Linked DNA regions of Homo sapiens: all the other regions are linked to region 3. The links are chromatin contacts, found by Hi-C or POLR2A ChIA-PET in ENCODE. All regions are on one chromosome and are shown on one strand. Each heading gives the region's core, a stretch centred on a gene start or an enhancer-like site at or near the end of the contact. The rest is flanking DNA. Distances are from core to core; before and after follow the strand shown.

Evidence for each region. Hi-C counts contacts between places; a loop is a spot of excess contacts on that map. ChIA-PET counts read pairs that join two places held with the same protein, here RNA polymerase II (POLR2A). Pooled maps may share reads with other maps.
Region 1: a map of naive thymus-derived CD4-positive, alpha-beta T cell shows a loop between it and region 3 (4-fold over the local background). The contact joins the promoter of SNX3 here to the promoter of BEND3 in region 3. A Hi-C loop is called at or near these places in 1 of 168 maps with a recorded cell type or tissue (naive thymus-derived CD4-positive, alpha-beta T cell) and 12 of 50 pooled maps. POLR2A ChIA-PET finds 5 or more read pairs at or near these places in 2 of 52 experiments (HEK293 and OCI-LY7).
Region 2: a map of B cell shows a loop between it and region 3 (7-fold over the local background). The contact joins the promoter of NR2E1 here to the promoter of BEND3 in region 3. A Hi-C loop is called at or near these places in 1 of 168 maps with a recorded cell type or tissue (B cell) and 1 of 37 single-sample maps with no recorded cell type. POLR2A ChIA-PET finds 5 or more read pairs at or near these places in 2 of 52 experiments (activated B cell and activated CD4-positive, alpha-beta T cell).

What each region holds. Positions count from the first base shown.
Region 1 is chr6:108,259,763-108,262,462 of GRCh38, reverse strand. SNX3 (sorting nexin 3) reads left to right here and starts at 1,423. Exons shown (of 4, transcript NM_003795.6): 1 at 1,423-1,703. The coding sequence starts at 1,542. RefSeq lists an enhancer at 403-1,238 and silencers at 1,366-1,625, 1,736-1,845.
Region 2 is chr6:108,164,625-108,167,324 of GRCh38, reverse strand. NR2E1 (nuclear receptor subfamily 2 group E member 1) reads right to left here and starts at 1,303. Exons shown (of 9, transcript NM_003269.5): 1 at 535-1,303. The coding sequence starts at 559. RefSeq lists enhancers at 1-458, 1,359-2,260.
Region 3 is chr6:107,114,067-107,116,766 of GRCh38, reverse strand. BEND3 (BEN domain containing 3) reads left to right here and starts at 1,252. Exons shown (of 4, transcript NM_001367314.1): 1 at 1,252-1,677. RefSeq lists enhancers at 1-2, 3-766 and silencers at 1,359-1,408, 1,449-1,498, 1,629-2,538.

The sequences.
Region 1 (2,700 bases), core at 174-2,673, 1.1 Mb before region 3:
ACTTTGATGCTGGGAGTTGGAGACCAGCCTGGGAATCACAGTGAGATCCCGTCTCCACAAATAATTACTAATAATTTAAAATCTAAAGAAAAGGGGGGCGGGGAAGATCAGGTTATTTAAAGTAATTATAGTGTTAAACTTGACATATTAAAAAATGCAGAAATAGTTGTGAGGGATAACTCTCTGGGCAGAGATAGAAATGTATCGTATCTCAACATTTAAAATCTGCATTTCCCATTGGACCATAAGAGATGAACTAGGACCTAATTAATTGGGTTTTCTCCCCGTTTCTTTCTTTCTTTTTTTTGAGACAAAGTCTCACTCTATTACCCAGGCTGGAGTGCAATGGCAGATCTCAGCTCACTGCAACCTCTGCCTCCCGGGTTCAAGCGATTCTCCTGCCTCAGCCTCCAGAGTAGCTGGGATTACAGGCGCGCACCACCACGCCCAGCTAATTTTGCATTTTTAAGTAGAGATGGGGTTTCACCATGTGGGCAAGGCTAGTATCGAACTCCTGACCTCGTGATCCGCCCGCCTCGGCCTCCCAAAGTGCTGGGATTACAGGCATAAGCCACCGTGCCCGGCCTTCCTCCCCGTTTCTTAAAAAGGCTCATGTGAGTTGCATTTCCAGTCCTGTAGAGGTACGTTTAATACTTTTCAAAAAAAAAAAAAACTTATCAGGACTTCGTGAGAAACGAAAGTGGACACCCAAAGCAGCTTGCAGCCGGTCTACTGTTACTTTGTTTTAGCGGACCGACCTGTCTCCAAAATCGATTTGACCATAATGCTAGGATTTAACTAGGGCTTTAGTTTTTATTTCACTCCCCCACTTTACTGGTTTCAACCTATCAATCCAGACGCGTGTCTGGTGCAACGCTCGGGTTTATGGCAAAATCATCTCAGGCATTTGCTTAACCTTCTCCAGAAAGGCATTTTCAGGGGTTCACAGTGAGACGGTGCACAGGTTGGCACAGAGTTAGTAGGGGCAGTTTTGTTTCGATTTGCGGGCAAATCTCTAAGATCTCTCCGTTTAACTTTCGCCCGCAATTCCCAAAGCCGCTAAAGCCGTTTCCGGCGCTCTACCCCGCCGCAGGCCGAGGCTGGCGCAGAGAGACAGGAAGCGCCAGCTCTGGGCGTCTGGGTCCTCGCCTCCTCGGCCGCAGCCCCGCGGCGGCGCGCTCGCGGTGCATTGTGGGCGCTGTAGTCCGGCCGGAACCTGTTTGCGACCCCGAGTCCCATGACACCGCTTCTCCTCACACCCCAGTCCGCAGTGCCCCTCCCCAGCCTCGGCCGGGCCTCCCGGGAGCCGGGCGTGGCGTTCCAGCTAGTGAGCCGTTTCTCCCCTGGGCTCGGAGGCGGAAGCTTGAGGGGCGCGGGGAGGAGCTTCGCGTGCGGGGTGAACGCCCGCTCTACGTGCTCGTTCTCTTCGCGACCGCTGCGCGCGAGCCCCGTGTCCCCACGGCGGGCAGCAGCGGCGGCGGCGGCGGCTGAACGCGGAGGGGGCGGAGGGAGCCCGCGGCGGCGGCAGCAGCTACAGCGAAATGGCGGAGACCGTGGCTGACACCCGGCGGCTGATCACCAAGCCGCAGAACCTGAATGACGCCTACGGACCCCCCAGCAACTTCCTCGAGATCGATGTGAGCAACCCGCAAACGGTGGGGGTCGGCCGGGGCCGCTTCACCACTTACGAAATCAGGGTCAAGGTGAGGCCGTCTCTCCCCTCTCCCAAGAAACCCCTCCCGCTGGCTCTGGTCACCCCCACTCGACCCGGGAGTGGACCCCCGCGGGCAGCCACAGCCTCCCAGGCCGGGAGCCCCCTTGCAGAGGCGGGCCGGGGTCGTGAGCCAGGGCCCCTCTTCCTGTAGGGCTGGTGTGGGGGGCTGCAGAGCGAGCCCGGCGCGCTGGCACTTGGAGAAGGTGCTCGAAGAGGAGGGCGTGGGTTGAGCGCCGCTTGCCCCTCCAGCAGCTGATCAGGGAATGACATTTGAGTTGGAAAGGGGTAGATCTTTCGAGAACACATCCCTTCGCTGGGAAGGGAAAGAGATGTTGACAGAGAAAAGGGGCTTGCGCAAAGTTAAAGCCTTTTCCCAGTTTTCTCTTCCTGGAGACTTCCCAGAGGTAGCAAGCCAACCCGGCTGCTCCAGGCCCTTCCCGAGCTGCTAAAGTAACCTGGGTTGTGCAGTCTTCTGAACGGGACTTAATGAAAGTTCACAGAAGCCTGACAATTTTTGATAGGGCTGAGCCAGACCAGAAGGGTGATTGGACATGGTTGACTTCAGCATTTTGGGCCACCGCCCTGCCAAAGGCTGAGGTGTGGTGTCACCTACCTCATAATCCAGAACTACAGTTGCTTTAAGAAAAGACTAGGGATCTTGCTCTCTTAATTCGAGATTTGCACTTAATTGAATAAAGAAATCAACAGAAATAAAATATACCTAATTTCATAACTAGTATTTGTTGGCAATAATTTAGATGATTTGAAAGATGTTAATTGAAAATAGTGCTTCACTTTCACTCTATAATTCAGGATTAAAGAATTTGCCCATGTATGGAAGCATCTTTAAAAATTAATTACATTAATTTAAAGATGACAGCAAATTATTAAAAGTTAAGTGTAAAGCGATTTTTCCTTTAATCAAAATTTATATGACAAGCTACTATTAACATTTAAGTGAAAAAATTCTCATTAACTTACACACT
Region 2 (2,700 bases), core at 54-2,553, 1.1 Mb before region 3:
CCCAGTTATGACCTACGCGGATTTAGGATTAAGGAAAATGTGACTTTTAAATTGTTTCTGCTTCCCAGTTTGCAGGATTATTTGAAATAGCTAGAAACGGGGTGCAAAGCATTCCATTCAAAATCCGCTTTGCACAGAGTTGCTTTTGCGCGCTGGAGCTCGGAGTTTTGAGCGAGTGTGTTATTGTGCTACCGCCTGGAGCTGCGGCCCAGTTCCCGCCCCCATGGCCCCCCCATCCAGCACCTGGCGGCTAAATGGAGACAACTCATCCGACTGGTGGGCTGCGCGGGTCGTAACCTTCTCACCGCACCAGACAGGGGGGATCAAGCAATCCAGAGGCAACGAAACGGCTCTCCCCTCTCCACGAAATGCTCCAACTCACGGTCTACAGGTCTGGGCCGAACGCACACGCCCGCTGGAATCCCTCTCAGGGGCTCAGATTCGCAGCGCTCCAGGCAGGACCTCCCCCAGCCTCCCCGCTCGCTCGCCCCAGGCTGCGCGCCTAGGCCCCACGGCGGCCCGAGAGGTACCCACTTGTTGATCCGGCTGGCTTGCTCATGCTGGCTGTCCCGGGGCGGAGCGGTTGGTGGGCGCTGCCCGAGTCCCGGCCGGCAGCGCCCGCCTCGCCGCCGGGCGCCGCCGCTCTCCAGCTGCCCTCCAGCCTGCAAGGCTCCTGGGCGGGACAGGTGGGTGTCAGTCGCGCGCTGCGCTGCTCCCTGGGCGCTCAGAATTCGTCCAACAGTGGAAATTTAAGCATCCTTAAGTTTCTTCCCGGCTCTTGCAAAACCGCAGCTGCTGGGAATGCTGCTTGATATGGACACACACATGGACAGACAGATGGAGAGATGGACAGGAAGACTGAGGAAGAAGGAAGAACAGCAAGAGAGGGATGTTGAAAGACAGAGATGGAGACACGAAAATGGCCTTCCTACGGAGCGAAATCCCTCTTTTTCCCCATTCCTGTCACTCAGTCTTCGATCTCTCCCTCTACATAGGCATGCAGAGTGTGGGCAATCTCTGCCGACCGCTGGTCTCCCAAGGAAAGAAGGAAAACACTACCGCAGTCTCAGAGGCAGACGGGCTCCGCGCTGCCGGAACCCAAGCGCAGAGTGGGAAAACTAGATTGCTGGGAAATCTTCCGAGGGAAGAGGCGGCCAGGTCCGGGTTTCCGGGGAGAGCCGCGCACGCAGCGGCGAAGGGTCCCCGAAGTTCATTACCCCGTGACTTTGTGCCTGTCGCTGCGGGCTGGGTCCCCTGTAATATCTCCAGAAGCGCTCTGACAGGCAGCCGCGGGGAGGGGAATAGGGCGTCCCTGGCCCACTTAGCTTTTCCCCCAACTCCTGGCGGGGTCTGACGTCAGCCATGTGCGGGGAGGGGATGGGAAGAGGGAGGGGGTTAAATGCTAATGATATTAATGAACCTCCAAGCGGCTCCCAAAGAAAATGCAGGCGCTGTCGGAGCTTACGAGTTAGAAAGTGTGAATATGGGAGTGTGGCTCTGTGCGTGCGTGATGGTGAGGACGGTGCGGCTCGTAATAAAAATGAATTCGTATATTTCACGGCAAGAAGGAAGGGGAGGGGTGACGGGGCTTTCTCAAAACGCTTTTCCCCCTCTCTCCAGAGTGCCAGATAGATTCGCGGAAGAAATTGGGTGGCTGTGTGCTGGCGTGTGATTGTGCGCGCCGGACATGGCCATGTGAGTTGGTTCATTCTTGGTCCGGTGCCCCTTCTGTTGGGTAAAACTTGGATCTGGCCCGAGGTGAGTAATTTACTCATTTTGCACATATCTACGGAAAGTCAGGGCTGAGGATGGGGTCTTCTGGAGGTTCCGCGTTCCTTCGGCCTTCGCGCAGTGGGTTTGGGCACCAGCCGAGGGGAGGATGCCGCCAGCTTCCCCAAGCAGAGCTGGCCCATCCGACGCTGAGCGAATCTCTTGTCGCCTCCATTATCTGCACCGGGGCGGCTGGAGGGCAGAGCGTTCCCTCCCGCCGCTCGTCCTCGGCGGGCGTTGCGGGCTCCCGCTCTCCGGGCGGAGGAATAGTGAAGAGAGGCCCTCATCCCCTACCCCCTCCCCATTCCGCTTGCCTTCCCGCGATTCCTGAGCTCTCTCGCGCCTTGCTCTGTGCGCGGCGCTGGGAGAGCGCATGCCGAGGGAGCGATGATCCCCGATCTCTAAGAGATTAATTCTATTTAAGCTCTCTCGGCAGCTTGAACTTGTCGAACAAGAGCTTGCCAGTCCCTCCTCAGGGCGTGGACCCGGCCAGAGGTCAGAGGTTACACCTCCCGCCCTCCGCTCGACGTTCGCGGGGAGGGGAGCTGTGGCCGGCGCTCTGCAATTCCGCCAGCCCACCCCCCGGTCCCTCTTTCTCCAGACTCGGTGTCATCCCGGGCTTTCAATCAGAGTTCGCCTGTGCGTGCAAGTGAATGCTGGAGTCCCCCGAGCCCTGGGAGGGCGCAGCAGGTCCTCCGCCTGGGCGTCCCAGGGGGAGCGGGCTGTGCGCTCCAGTGGGCTCCGACAGCACGTGATTGCAACTTTCTGCCCAGCCTTGGCTCGGCCTCGAGCTCGGGGTCTCGCACACCACACACACCAGAGCCTGTGTCCTCCTTAGTGGGGCGCCGCGACCAAGGCTGGGGTCCCGGGGAAAGAGCAAGATGGGGGGATCTTTATCTCTCAGTTTATTCCCTCCTCCTCGGTTTTTCG
Region 3 (2,700 bases), core at 3-2,502:
CTGGATGCAGGGCTTGGTTCTTCAGGCTGCTTGCTTAATTTTGCATAGCAATTAGTACTGACTTCACTAAACCAGTAATCCAAATACAGCTCGAGAATGTTCCACGTAGTTCCTCAAACTTAACCCTGTGCCTTTTGATTTCAAGCCCGAAGGGGGGGAACTTGCATAATTACTAAATTCCCAATTGGAGTGGTCTGAAGGAGGGTACGGTAAACCCAAACTATACGTTAATTCAAACCCTCGCCGCGACTGGGCAGCAAGGAGCCAACATATGCCTTCTTTTAAAAATCTATTCTACCTATTCACTGACCGCGCAGGGCCGTGCCACATGGTCCTCCCTTGCAGCCAGTCAGCTGTGAGCAGCAGATGGGATCATTTGCATTTTTCTTTTTATACTTTCTTTGATCGGCAAATTAAAGGATTTTTCTTAAATTTACATTCTCATTGTTTGCCTAAAATACAAACGTGGCTAAACTGTTGAATTGGGCTTCCCTGACTCTCACCCAGCACCTCCCCCTCCCCCTACCCAGCCACTGAGACTTGAGAAAATACCCGAGGGGTAGATTTCGTATTTATCAACTGGGAATCTACAGTCCAAGAGTTAGGAGTAGACAGAATCAGCCTTTATTGAGTTGGTGACTCGTGTTTTTCTATTTTAGGCGCTCGGCGCAGACAGCCCGTGGGTTTGTGTTTGTGGGGTGTGTGTCTGTGAGCGCGGGCGCTTCCGAAGCTCTCGCTCCGCAGCCTCACACCCCAGAACTTCGGGTTGCAAGAGCAGATTTTAGCTCTGAGGCTCACAACAGAGGGCGGCCACCGTGCAGGGGGAGTGGCCAGAGCCAGCTTTTCCCAGCGCCAGGGTCGCTCTCCCGGGTCCCGCCGGACTCCATGCCGCCCCGCGGGGCCGCAGGAGCCACCCGGGCCCTCGCGCCCCAAGGTCTTTGTGCCGGTGGCGGCGCGGGAAGACCGGCCCCGGGGGCCTGGGCTGCGGCCCAAAGGCCAAAAATGCGGGAGAGGCGTGGGCGCGAGGCGGGACAAGCTCCGCACAGTCGCCGTCCCGCAAGGGGCAAAAAAGTAGAAAAAGCCGTTTGGGGCCAAACTCTCGGGTCTGAGAAACCACGTTTCCGAGGACGAACTCGCGGTGGGAGGACACATGGGGTACAGGGGACATTGTTCGCGGCGCCTGCCCGGCGCGCCGTGGGTGCGCGGCCGCCGCCCCCGCCCCGGGCAGCCAGCGCGGGCCCACGTGGAGCCACTGCGCTGGCCGAGCGCGCCGGGCCGCCTGGGTCCCGGGAGTGCGCGCCCGAGCTCCCCGCCGCGGCCGTTCACGCCCGAGCGCCGCCGCCGCCGGTCCCGCGTGTGCCCCGCTGAGGGGGAGGGGCGGGCCGGGGGTGGGGGCGGAGGGGTTGTGGTTCCACTGCAGCGGGGGCTCCTGTGTCCTTGTGCGGAAATGACACACGGAGTCCCGTCACGTCACGCGAGAGCGCAGCGCACGGACACACACAAAGAGAGGGGAAAATACACGGCGCTCGCCCGCCCGCCGCCCCCAGCGCCTCCCCGGGCCGCCCTGGCCAGGCCCTCCGCGCGCGGCCCCCACTCCCCGGCCCCGCGCCCTCCCCCCCACGTGGCGCCCAAACTCGGCGCGGGCCCGCCCGGCAAAGTACAGAACTCGCGTCCCAGGTAAGTGCGGGGCGGATCAAGCCGGCCGCGCGGCGGCGGCAGCGTTGGCGGCTCCGGGGCGAGCGGCCGGTAGAGTGGCTGCAACATCCATGCCGGGGTGGGGGCGGGAGCAGGGGAGGGGACGCGGAGGGGGGCTGCTCCGAGCGCGCCCGCCGGTAGTAGCGCCCACCCCCGCGCGGGCCGAGCGACCGGAGCGGGCGCCGGGCGCCCACGGGCTCGCCGCGCCCATTGTGCTGCGCGCCCCTTTGTGCCCGCTCGGAACGCGGCGGCTCCATGGCGTTCTGGGGAGCACGCGCGCCGCGCGGGGGCGGGGGGTTCGCGCGGTGGAACCGTCCGCGCCGCCGCCGCCGCCCGCCCCACTCGCGCCGCGCGCCGGCCCCGCACCCCCGCCGGGCGCCGCGATGGAGCGGCCGGGGCGGCCGGAAGGCTCTGCCGTACTCGCGGCGGCTTGGCGCTCGCGCTCGGCGGGGCTTTGGCGGGGCACTGCTCGGCGTGTGGAAGGGGGTGTCGGAGCGGGAGCAGGGGGCGGGGACTGGAGGGAGATGCCGGGCGGCGAGCGGGAGGCCGGGGGAGCAGCCGCTCGGAGGAACGAAGCCTCCGGAGGCTGCAAATGGAGCGAGGCCGGCCCGCGGCGGCGGCGGCCGGGAGCGGAGAGGGATGGGCCCCGCCGCCAGGGGGCGCAGCGCTCCCTTCCCGGCCGTTCCACGGCGGTTCGCGGTTCCCGCTGCCCAGGAGCTGGAGGCGGGCCCGGCGCCTTGGGTGTGCACCCGGGCTGGCGCGAGGCCTGGCCGGCCGGCCGCAAAGCTGAAGCCTGGGGCGCTCGCCGCTCCTCGTGAGCGCTCCTTTCCTTCTCTATGATAAACGTGATTTCCCACGCATGCTTTGCCCTTGCCTCATCCGTGAGCTGTGCACCACCGATTTGGAGGCCCTTGTGTGCTTGTTTACCTACGTCTCCCTATGTAGCTATTTTAAACAAGGTGTTTTTACAGAGATAAAAGTTTTATTGATTGCTCAGGTGGTCTT